Linked DNA regions of Homo sapiens: region 2 is linked to region 1. Evidence: chromatin contacts called from ENCODE Hi-C data. All regions are on one chromosome and are shown on one strand. The core of a region is the stretch at or near the end of the contact, and the rest is flanking DNA. Distances in the headings are between cores, read along the strand shown. Region 1 holds the start of SLC2A13 (solute carrier family 2 member 13). Region 2 overlaps PRICKLE1 (prickle planar cell polarity protein 1).

What was found. A loop is a pair of places that touch in the nucleus more often than their neighbours do. Pooled maps may share reads with other maps.
Region 2: a pooled map shows a loop between it and region 1 (4-fold over the local background). The contact joins the enhancer-like site here to the promoter of SLC2A13 in region 1. A Hi-C loop is called at or near these places in 2 of 50 pooled maps.

What each region holds. Positions count from the first base shown.
Region 1 is chr12:40,102,605-40,107,485 of GRCh38, forward strand. SLC2A13 (solute carrier family 2 member 13) reads right to left here and starts at 3,477. Exons shown (of 10, transcript NM_052885.4): 1 at 2,649-3,477. The coding sequence starts at 3,204. RefSeq lists silencers at 2,911-3,000, 3,011-3,080, 3,101-3,360, 3,381-3,630 and an enhancer at 4,631-4,800.
Region 2 is chr12:42,466,678-42,471,842 of GRCh38, forward strand. It overlaps PRICKLE1 (prickle planar cell polarity protein 1), which reads right to left. Exons shown (of 8, transcript NM_153026.3): 3 at 3,569-3,682; 4 at 2,773-2,910; 5 at 1,949-2,152. Among named protein-coding and RNA genes, the nearest start is that of PRICKLE1, 120 kb to the right of the region's middle. RefSeq lists enhancers at 2,827-2,926, 2,937-2,986. Within about 2 kb of position 1,919, at least 8 of the 41 ENCODE cell types and tissues checked have a DNase peak (open chromatin) inside an H3K27ac peak, as active enhancers do.

The sequences.
Region 1 (4,881 bases), core at 2,227-4,726:
GGTATCAAAAGCCACATTTTGTTATTCATCAACATTTCCTAAATATCATAAGGACAAAACAACAAATCCCTGACTACACATAAAATTTAACTACTTAAAAAACAATGGCATAAAATTAACCCAGATTGTGTACCAAACAAGCAAACTGATTTAATGTCCCTCAAAAAATGCTCATGTTAGGAACCCATTTCCTTGTAGCTTAAAAAAAAGTGATTTTCTTTGTAAGTTTTAATGATTTTATGTGTATAATTACATGCTTTGCATAGATCCTAATTTTAATCCTAATTTGAAGTGGATTTATTTCATTACTGTTTTGTTTTGAATGCGGCCTATTTCAAAGCCTGTTTATGATCTTAAAACATTCTTCATTTTGTAAATGAAGAGGGCTTTTACGAAACTGCCTCAGGGCTTCTATTCTGAGAGGTATGTTTCTGGAAGTGAGATGGGCCACACCAGAACTGAATGGAGAACATATCTAAACTGGGCTTCTCTATTGAACCAACCAGCCCAGAGACCACAGAATGAGGCTGCAAGACAGAGAGGCCTCCACAGCTCTTGCACACCAACACTTCCAATCTGATCTCCTGCTTTGTCCTCTATTGCTGCTTCCACCTATTCCCCAAGTATGCCCTATGCTTTCCTTCCTTTACCCATTTTGCCCCTTGCTTAGAACGTCCTTTCCTCGTTTCTGTTAAAATACTGACATGTCAACATACCATTTCCATTGGTAAGAGCTTCTGGCTTCCCTCTGTTGGAGATAACTGTACCCCCTCTGAATTCATCAGCCATCTCTGATAACCTATCTTATAAAGCTTAGCAAGTTCTACGTTGCTTTTGCCCCAGCTTGCTACATTTACTAAAGTATAATACATTCTCCTCACTATTCAGCTCACAACATCTGGAAGGGGACCTTACACAGAACAGGGCTCAATTCGCAGGTCAGATAAAAAGAGTAAACATAATACCCAAGATTTTAACCAATACCTGCCATAGCAAAACACTAGGAAGCTTCATTTAGACAGCTCTGCAAAGCATGATTCAATTTCAAAATTACAGAAAAGATTGAGGTTGACAGAACAATTCTTGCTACCTAAAATGATGTTATTTCTATGTCAGAAGCAACAAAAAAGGTCCAGATGTCCCAAGCAGACAATGCTGAGAAAAGAATCGTGGTCACTTAAACAGCAGGTTATTTGTTGAAGGGTCCTGAAGGCCCAAGTAGTTTCCACACAAATAGGTTTCATTTCAGCTGGATTTTTTGGTCACTTTGGATATTTTTGTGCCAACTTAATATGTTACGGAGAGCTTTGCCCTACCTTTGCTAATTAACAGTACAATAAACAGCAAAAGGAAGGTCACTACTGACAAACTTTGAATATAAAGTGCAGTGAGCTGGGTTTTAGGCTCATGGTTCCCGCATGTGGAGTTGAATATATGGCCTTTGCTTCCCTTCAGAACCCACAGAGAAAGGGTGAAAAGCACAAACATCAAACAAGTGGTGAATACACAGATCAGCAGCAGCCCCAGGTTTAAAGCGCTTTCATCAAGCCCCAGCCATAGGGAAGAAATACTTCAACAGCACCCTAAGGGAAACAAAAAACTGAATTATGAAACGAAACATTAAAAAAGCATCAGCGGTGTGTCTTAGAAAAATTACTAGTGAGATTTAAGTCACAGCCCCCCACTTTCCCTCAAAAGTGCTTTCTAATAATACAGAGCACATTCCAAATAGCTTCCCTCTGCCAAAAACTTGCCAATTGTACCTCCCCTGCTCAGCAACCAGGGTGAAAAAAATTCAACGCCAGGAGAACCTTAATGCCTTCATTTTTGAAGTAAATTCCAAACATTTATCTTGCGGGGCATTTATCCACAGGGGGAGTAGCTCCTAAATGAATTAAGGAAGTGAATATGACCTTTAATAGATAATTTGGTTCCCAACTGGAAAGCAGGAGAGGAAAAACAAAGAGGAGAATGGATAAAAAAGGATTCAAATGAAAAAGTTGGAAAAACAGAGGAGAATGGAATTTACTTGGGAAAAGAATGAAAGCTGAAAGGCAATAGAAAAAGCATAAAAGCAAAAGGAGATGCCATCTAAAGACAAATGCTAGATAAGCAAAGAGGGCAGGGGTCGCTAATAAACCTTTCAGAGTCCAGAATTACTTAACTCTAAATATTATCTCACTGTAACTTGACGATGGTCTAGGTTCCAGGCTGGGAGCCCCAGAAAACGAAAGGGGCTAGCAGTGGAGAGGCAAGGTGGGACAGTGCAGGAAAGCAGAGACCCTCGTAAGCTCAAGAAGCAGCATCAGGTTAGGCTGGATCAAGGAAAGAGCTGGTGCTCAGCTAGGTTTCTGGAAGTGCTGAGAGGCAACAACCACTTGGACTGACTGGTCCGTGGCCTATCAAAGATTCCACGTGCGCTCGAGGGAGACTAGAGTGACACCCCCTCCCCCCCGACCCTCCCACCTCCCGGGAGAGCCTTGGAGGCTGGACCAACAAACAGATGGGCTCTGGAGGCCAGAGAAGTGGAGGATTCTCTGACCCTGGGAGACCAGACGGGGACCCCGATGGGCAAGAGGCACGCAACACCCAGGGTCAAGGGCGGTGACAATGGGATCCCGGGCGCCCTTCACGGAGCCCGAACTCACCGATGCCGAGTCCCACGACCAGGCGGCCGGCGAGCAGTGTCTCCTTGTTGTTGGCCGCAGCCAGCACCGCGGAGCCGGCGGTGAAGAGGGCACTGGCCAGGAGGATGGCAGCGCGGCGGCCGAAGACGCCGTTGAGGGCGCCTCCGGCCAGCGCCGAGACGGCAGCCGCCCCCACCGTGCTGGACACCAGCAGCTCCTGCCACAGCGCGTCCAGACTGAGCTGCCGCTTGAGCAGCAGCATGGCCCCTGACACCACCCCGGTGTCATAGCCAAACAGGAAGCCGCCCAGCGCGGAGAAGACGGCCACCACGTACACGAAGGCGGGGGTCTCGTCCTGCTGGAACTGCCGCCGCGCCGCGCGCTCCAGGTCCCCGACGCCGCCGCCGCCCGCGCCCGCGCTCTGCAGGCTGGTGCTCGATTCGGCGGCAGCCAGGAGGCTGCACTCCCCGGCCGCGCTCGCCGCGTCCGGCTCCGGCTGCTTCCTGCGCCGCTCGCCCATCAGGCTGCTCAGGCTCCGCAGCGTGTACTCCACATTCTCGCTTGCCTTGCGGGACATAGGGCAGGGGCCCGGGGCTGCCCGGGGGGACGCGGCTCCGCGGGCCGGCAGTCTCGGCGAGCTAGACAGCCCGAGCCGGCGGGAGCAACCGCCGCTGCCGCCGCTTTCTTCCTCCCGGCTTCCGCTCCGGCTGCCACGGCAGCAGCCGCCGCCACGGCCGCTCCGGGGAGAAAGTTGCTGCCCGCCGCGCTCCGACGCTGCGGAGTTGGAGCCCGGCGGGTCTCACTCCACACTCACGCCCCGCGCCTGCCGAGCTGGCGCTGCGGAGCGGGCGGGAGGCGGGACCGCGGGTCACGTGCAACCCCGGGCCGGCGGGGCGGGGCCCGGGAAACGTCCCGCCCCCTCCTTGGGCGGGGCCAGGCTCAGCCCGCCCCGGACCCCTAAACCCCGCCCTCCCGGTGGGTGCGACCTCTGACCTAGGCTCCCTCATTTAGGGCTCTGGCAACCGTATGGAATTAACCCTGCCTTCCGAGCTGCAGCGGTGGAGCAAGCCAATGTGGCGATGCCATCAGGCAACAGGCTTCCAGACGGGAAGCCACCCAGAATGTTTGCCGTGTTTGGAGAGGAGGGAGAGAGCACCTAAACCAGCCTCACTGTCCTTCCAGCAGCCTAGAGAGAGGGCTGGAAAAAATATCCTAGAATAGGACCTAGCAAGTACCCTTCCTTTTATAGTATTGTGACATTACCCAGCGTGGTCTACTTCCCTGGCATTAAATGTGTTTGTTCTGGAGCAATTCAGGGCTGCATGCTCCCATTTCTATAGCTAGTTTCCACTCTCATCGCCAGTCCCTCCTCAATTTATGCTTATTTTAAAGGAATGGTACATTTGATTCTTTGAGGACAGAGAACATATCTCTGTGGTGAATCCCAAACCCTCCTTCCATGGATCCCCGACCTGTAAAAGAAAATTCACATATATGCATTCCACTCATGTAACGGGTAATTCCCAGAAATAGAAAGAAAACTCAAGACCCTGATTTGTGATTCGGCAGGCAGTCTCCATTTCCCCGCCCCAACATGCTAACCAAAAGGTAGGATAGCTTCTCTCCTGAGAATCCCCACTGTTGCCCTCCATGAGGCACTGTTTTAACAGCCTCATTTACTTGAAACAAAGCAAAGATAACGTTATTTGCAACCAATTTTTTAAACTGTTGAGTGAATTAACAGTTGTTGGTTCATTTGGGGTTTGTTTCCCCCTTTAATTTAAATGTTTTTAAAATATACAGTTGCGCATCAGGGGCTAAAGATAGTTTGTTTTGTTTTGTTTTGTTTTTGAGACAGATTCTCGCTCTGTCGCCCAGGCTGGAGTGCAGTGGCGCTATCTCGGCACACTGCAGCCTCCGCCTCCCAGGTTCAAGCGATTCTCCTGCCTCAGCCTTCCTAGCAGCTGGGACTGCTAAAGATGTTTTGTGCCTCTAATTTGCTTTCATTCTTCAGGCTGAGGGCAAAAAGTCAAGCATCATATGATTCTATTCCTACAATTCCACTGCTCTTTTATTTCCCTTATTTGAGCAAAAGCTTTCTTAGCCTGGGGCCTATTTTTCATGCAGCTATAACTTTTTTCCTTTCAGACAAAAGGATTTTGTCATTCCTGTTTCAGTAAAAACTTATATTAGAATTTGTCAAAACTGCTTTCGTTTTGATTATCAGTCACGATTATCTCTACAATATAGTACT
Region 2 (5,165 bases), core at 669-3,168, 2.4 Mb after region 1:
AACATTTTCTTGGCATAATCTGGCAAAGAACACATTAACACGGAAATAATTTAGTGAAATAATTTGGTGTTTTAGTAGAAAGAAAACTCATAAAAATGTCTGTGGACTCAACACAGTTATAGCTACACAGATGCTGGAATTGAGTGAACAGCATTTGTGTTGATAATGCTTTATTTGACTTGGTGGCCATCTCTAGATTAAGGACTCTTTATTTTTTTGAGACAGGGTCTCACTTGTAGCCCAGGCTGGAGCACAGTGGCACAATCATAGCTCACTGCAGCCTCAAACTCCTGGGCTTGAGCGATCCTCCCACCTCTGCCTTCTGAGTAGCTGGGACCACAAGGGCACAACCACCATGCCCAGCTAATTTGAAAAACATTTTGGGACAGAGACGGGGTCTCACCATGGGGTCTAGTCTGGTTCTTTTTTTATTTTTATTTTTATTTTTTATTTTTTTGAGACAGAGTCTCGCTCTGTCACCACGCTGGAGTGCAATGGCGTGACCTCGGCTCACTGCAACCTCCGCCTCCTGGGGTTCAAGCAATTCTCCTGCCTCAGCCTCCTGAGTAGCTGGGACTAAAGGTGCATGCCACCATGCCCAGCTAATTTTTGTATTTTCAGTAGAGACGGGGTTTCACCATGTTTGCCAGGATGGTCTCTGTCTCTTGACCTCGTGATCTGCCCATCTCGGCCTCCCAAAGTGCTGGGATTACAGGCGTGAGCCACCGAGCCCGGCAGGTTCTTTCATTTTTTTTATATTTTTGGTTTCCAAAATATGTTCAGCGGAGCATGGTGGCTCACCCTGGTATTCCCAGCATTTTGGGAGGCTGAGGGAGGTGAATCTCTTGGGGTCAGGAATTCGAGACCAGCCTGGCCAACATGGTGAAGCCCGCCTCTACTAAAAATACAAAAAAAAAAATTAGCTGGGCGTGGTGGTGGGCACCTGCAATCCCAGCTACTCGGGGGGCTGAGGTGCAAGAATCACTTGAACACGCGGGGCGGAGGTTGCAGTGAGCCAAGATTGCACCACGGCACTCCAGCCTGGGCAACAGAGAGCAACTCCATCCCAAAAAAATAAATCAAAACAAAACAAAAACAAAAATATGTTCAAATAGAACATTGTTGAAAAAAATGTATAAAGTAAATGAATGTATAAAAATAAAAACAAAGTTTATTGTCATAGATTGAAGGAGACTAAGAAGATACAACGAGTAAATGCAATGAAGCACCCTGGATTGATCTTGGATAAGAAAAGGAGCATCTGTTAAAACACTGGGAAAATCTAAACAAAGACTATGGTTTAGTTAATGGTATTACACTGCTGATAATTTCTTAGTTTTGATACATATATTATGGTTATGTAAGACGTTAGTGTCAGGGGAAGCTGGGAGAAGGGCATGCAGGATCTCTCTGTAATAGCTTTGCAACTCTTCTGTAAATCTAAAATTATTTTAAAATAAAAAGCTAAAGGGAAAAAATTTTTCCTTTCAAGCCATCATCCATTCCCACCTTCCCCGAGGGTAACTACTATTAATTTGGTATTTGTCTTTCCATACCTTTTCTGAGCATAAACAAATACATATATCATATTGTTTTTTAAATTCTTAACAAAAATGAGACCATCTACTACATGCTCTTCTGCAGCTTGTATTTTCTCACAACCCACTGAAGACATAATACTTATCAAAGTACAAAGACATCTGCTTCCCTTTCTATCAGGAAGGTGAAAAATTAATTGCGGTTTTGACCATTATGGCAAAAAACCGCAATTACTTTTGCAGCAACCAAATATAGATCATTTCATTGTATGAATGTACAGGATTATGTTTAAAACATGCACACAGAACAAAATCCAGGAAATTTTAGTATTTTGCTTGATGTAAACAGTGGAATATTGGCTTAATCTAAGCTTATTTTTCCCAGTGTGAAAGGATGAACTTTTTTTTACCTCGTCACATGCTGAGCACCGTGGTTTGAGCAGTTCTGCATGGTGCCTGCCACAGTGAATTTTTCCATCCTGATAAAAATAGATGAGGTCGACCAGCAGCTCATTACACGTGAAACAGACAAAACAGGATGGGTGCCAGCACACACCAGGGCCCGCACGGGAGGCGAACACTGCAACTTCACCTCCATTTATCTTCAAACCACACTACAAACAAATGGGTTTGAATGTAAAAGGATCATTTTTTAAAGACAGGATTCTCAGGCTTTCCTACTTTAGGATAAATCTCGAATTTGTCAGGAATGTATTTATTTTTGCTACCTCTTTTAGTGATTAAATAGCTCTTTAATGCTGGATTACTGGTGATTCTCCACTGTAAGGCACGTGTCTCAGACATACTACAACTATTTCTAAGGACGGTGTAATCTGATTCACACAAATAGTGGTTTTCCTGTGCCAGCCTCCTGCTGGATACATTTCCTACTCTGAGAACTGCCAGCAAAGATCTGAATGTCTTCATTATGTTTCTGCATCTTTTGAATACGAGATGTATCCTAGCACCTACCTCCATGCCAGGATCCTACCAAAGGCAGGATTTCACCCAATGTTTGCATAAGGGTGACTGACTCCTGCTGTCATACACAGCAGTGTAGCTAGTTACAAATATGAAACATGATTTGCTATTTAATAAAAAGCTAGGCTGTCTTTCTCTCATTTTCTGGAGGCTTTCAGGACCCACACCTCTGCTAGTCCAGTCACCTACCCCCGACTGTCCACCCCATCCACATCACTGCCACAAGCTACGCATCAGAGAAGGGGCTGCTCACCTGCTCACACACAGCATGCATGACTGCTCTGGACAGAAGCTTAATTGTTCCTCTTCCCAGTGCTTCTTTCTTCCGCTGAGCACTGAACACCTGCAACTCTTTTTTCTCCTCTTCACTCAAAGACTGGCAATACCGTACCTTCACAGAAAGCAAAACAGAAACACCACACTGAGTGCACAGTCTTTCTCACCAGTTCTCTACTTCCAGAGTTAGGGTTTCAGGAAGTGAAACAGTAAGTTTAGCTCGCCTGTGTCACACCCCCACGATTTTAAAATGACACCATATCTGAATTTTACAGCCTCTCTAGAAAAAGGGAAATGCAATGTGAAGGAATACTTTTTTTTTAAATAAGAAATGTTTAATTGAAAACCCTTATCAACACAGAATTAAAAAATATATATAGGACATTAACCTTTCCACAAAAGGTTTAAACTTGTTAATTGCCACTTTTACTCTCCATTCTACATGCACTCAACTCAACTGCAGGCCTGAATGACCATAAAGCATTCACTCTGGATGCAGGGGCTGGGAAATCTCAGGAATTTGTAGGTTCCTGATCATTGGTGGGTGGCTGCAAACACTATAAAAACCAACTTGTGTTAAGTTTATTACACTGATACTCTTTTCTCTCTTTCTCTCAAAGAATGGAAAGCTGTATTCTCTGGCCAAATTTTAACTAAAGAAAGGCAAAAGGGAGCCCTCGCCAGTGAGGAGTTGGGGTTTATGAGCAGCATCTCAATGCTTCTCATGCATTTTTTCTTCTTTTTTCTAATTAGCCTTCTTCCTGCTATTTTACCTCATTATCATGTGGTGGTAACTGGTACAAAAGCTGTTTAATCCGATGCTTCTCTCCGGGGCTGTTAACGTAAGGAACTTTTTCCTCTGGTAAGCAAGCAAAATAGAGCTGGATCTGCAAAAGAGACAGTGAGAATGGCATCAACATACAGAACTGAGCATCTCAGCTCACTTAATCTTTAAAAGTTACCTTTCCCTAGGTACAGGGTTTGGCCTCTTGTAGCTAATGAGAAGACCAGCTGAGCCAACTCAGCAGAACTGCAAACCTTCAGATAACTAGCACCCAGCTGCTAAATTGCTCTTCAGGAATGTAATTTGTAGTGACAATTAGGGACATCATAAATTATGCACCATAAAATATGCACATTTAAGACCACTCTTCCCGGTGGTGTGGCTCACGCCTGTAATCCCAGCACTCTGGGAGGCTGAGGCTGGTGGATCACCTGAGGTCAGGAGTTCGAGACCAGCCTGACCAACACGGTGAAACCCTGTCTCTACTAAAACTACAAAAATTAGCTGGGCGTGGTGATGCACGCCTGTAATCCTAGCTACTCGGGAGGCTGAGGCAGGAGAATCGCTTGAACCTGGGAGGCAGAGGTTGCAGTCACCCAAGATCGCGCCACTGCACTCCAGCCTGAGTGACAGAGCAAGAATCCGTCTCAAAAAAAAAAAAAAGACTACTCCTCCTCAGCCAGTCTTCCAAGGGGTCAGACAAGAGATCAGCAAGAGAGAGAGTCCTGGGTGAATCCTGCAAATTACTACACAGACTGTGTGAAATGGTCCAAAATCCAGCCACTACACGAACACATTTAATTTGCTCTCTGAATTTTACACAACACAAAGACAAAGGCTGTTTTGCTAAATGTTGTAAACTCTTCTTTATCAGGTTCTCTCAAACATCAGCTTTCTTTGCTTCCATGAGTGCTATTTTCTGAATACCTGAAGTCAGCCTCCCCAGGCAAACTGGAGAGAAGCCACATTGAGCTGTACTTTGCTCACTCTGAAAGGAAAACTTAATTTCTGCTTGTTTGTTTTTCTGATGTCTTTAAAGGAACATCCCTTAATGAGTACTGCAAAGGATACTGCAGAGCTGAGAAGGAATAAAAGAAAAAAAAGACAGGAGACAGGAATTTAGGGCCTGTCTACTTCAATACCTTAGTACCACACAAAACCTACCCACTCTAAGTTGTAAGAAGGGATTCTCTCTAAGTAGTTTGTCAAAATATTGCTTTTCTAACTGCTTCACCAGCACTCCACCCTCTCCCCATTCTATCAGCTCTAGAAGCTTTTTACAGTTATAAACACTTACTGAATATCAGCTACATGCGTGCCAGGTACTGTGCTATGCCATGGATAAATAAGGATACCCTATTCTCATAAAACGTCCCACCCTACAGGAAACAGAACCCTAACATCAGAAGCAAAGCAACCACATACCCCACTGTCAACTTTATTTTCAAATGATGCCTCTGCTCTTTTAATAATATCGCCAGTGATTTTCAACAAGTTAATCATTGTAAAGATATTGGGAAAATTAAATAGGCATATGGAATGTTCTCATCTTCCCTAAAATAACAATACAAACAAAGCATAAAATT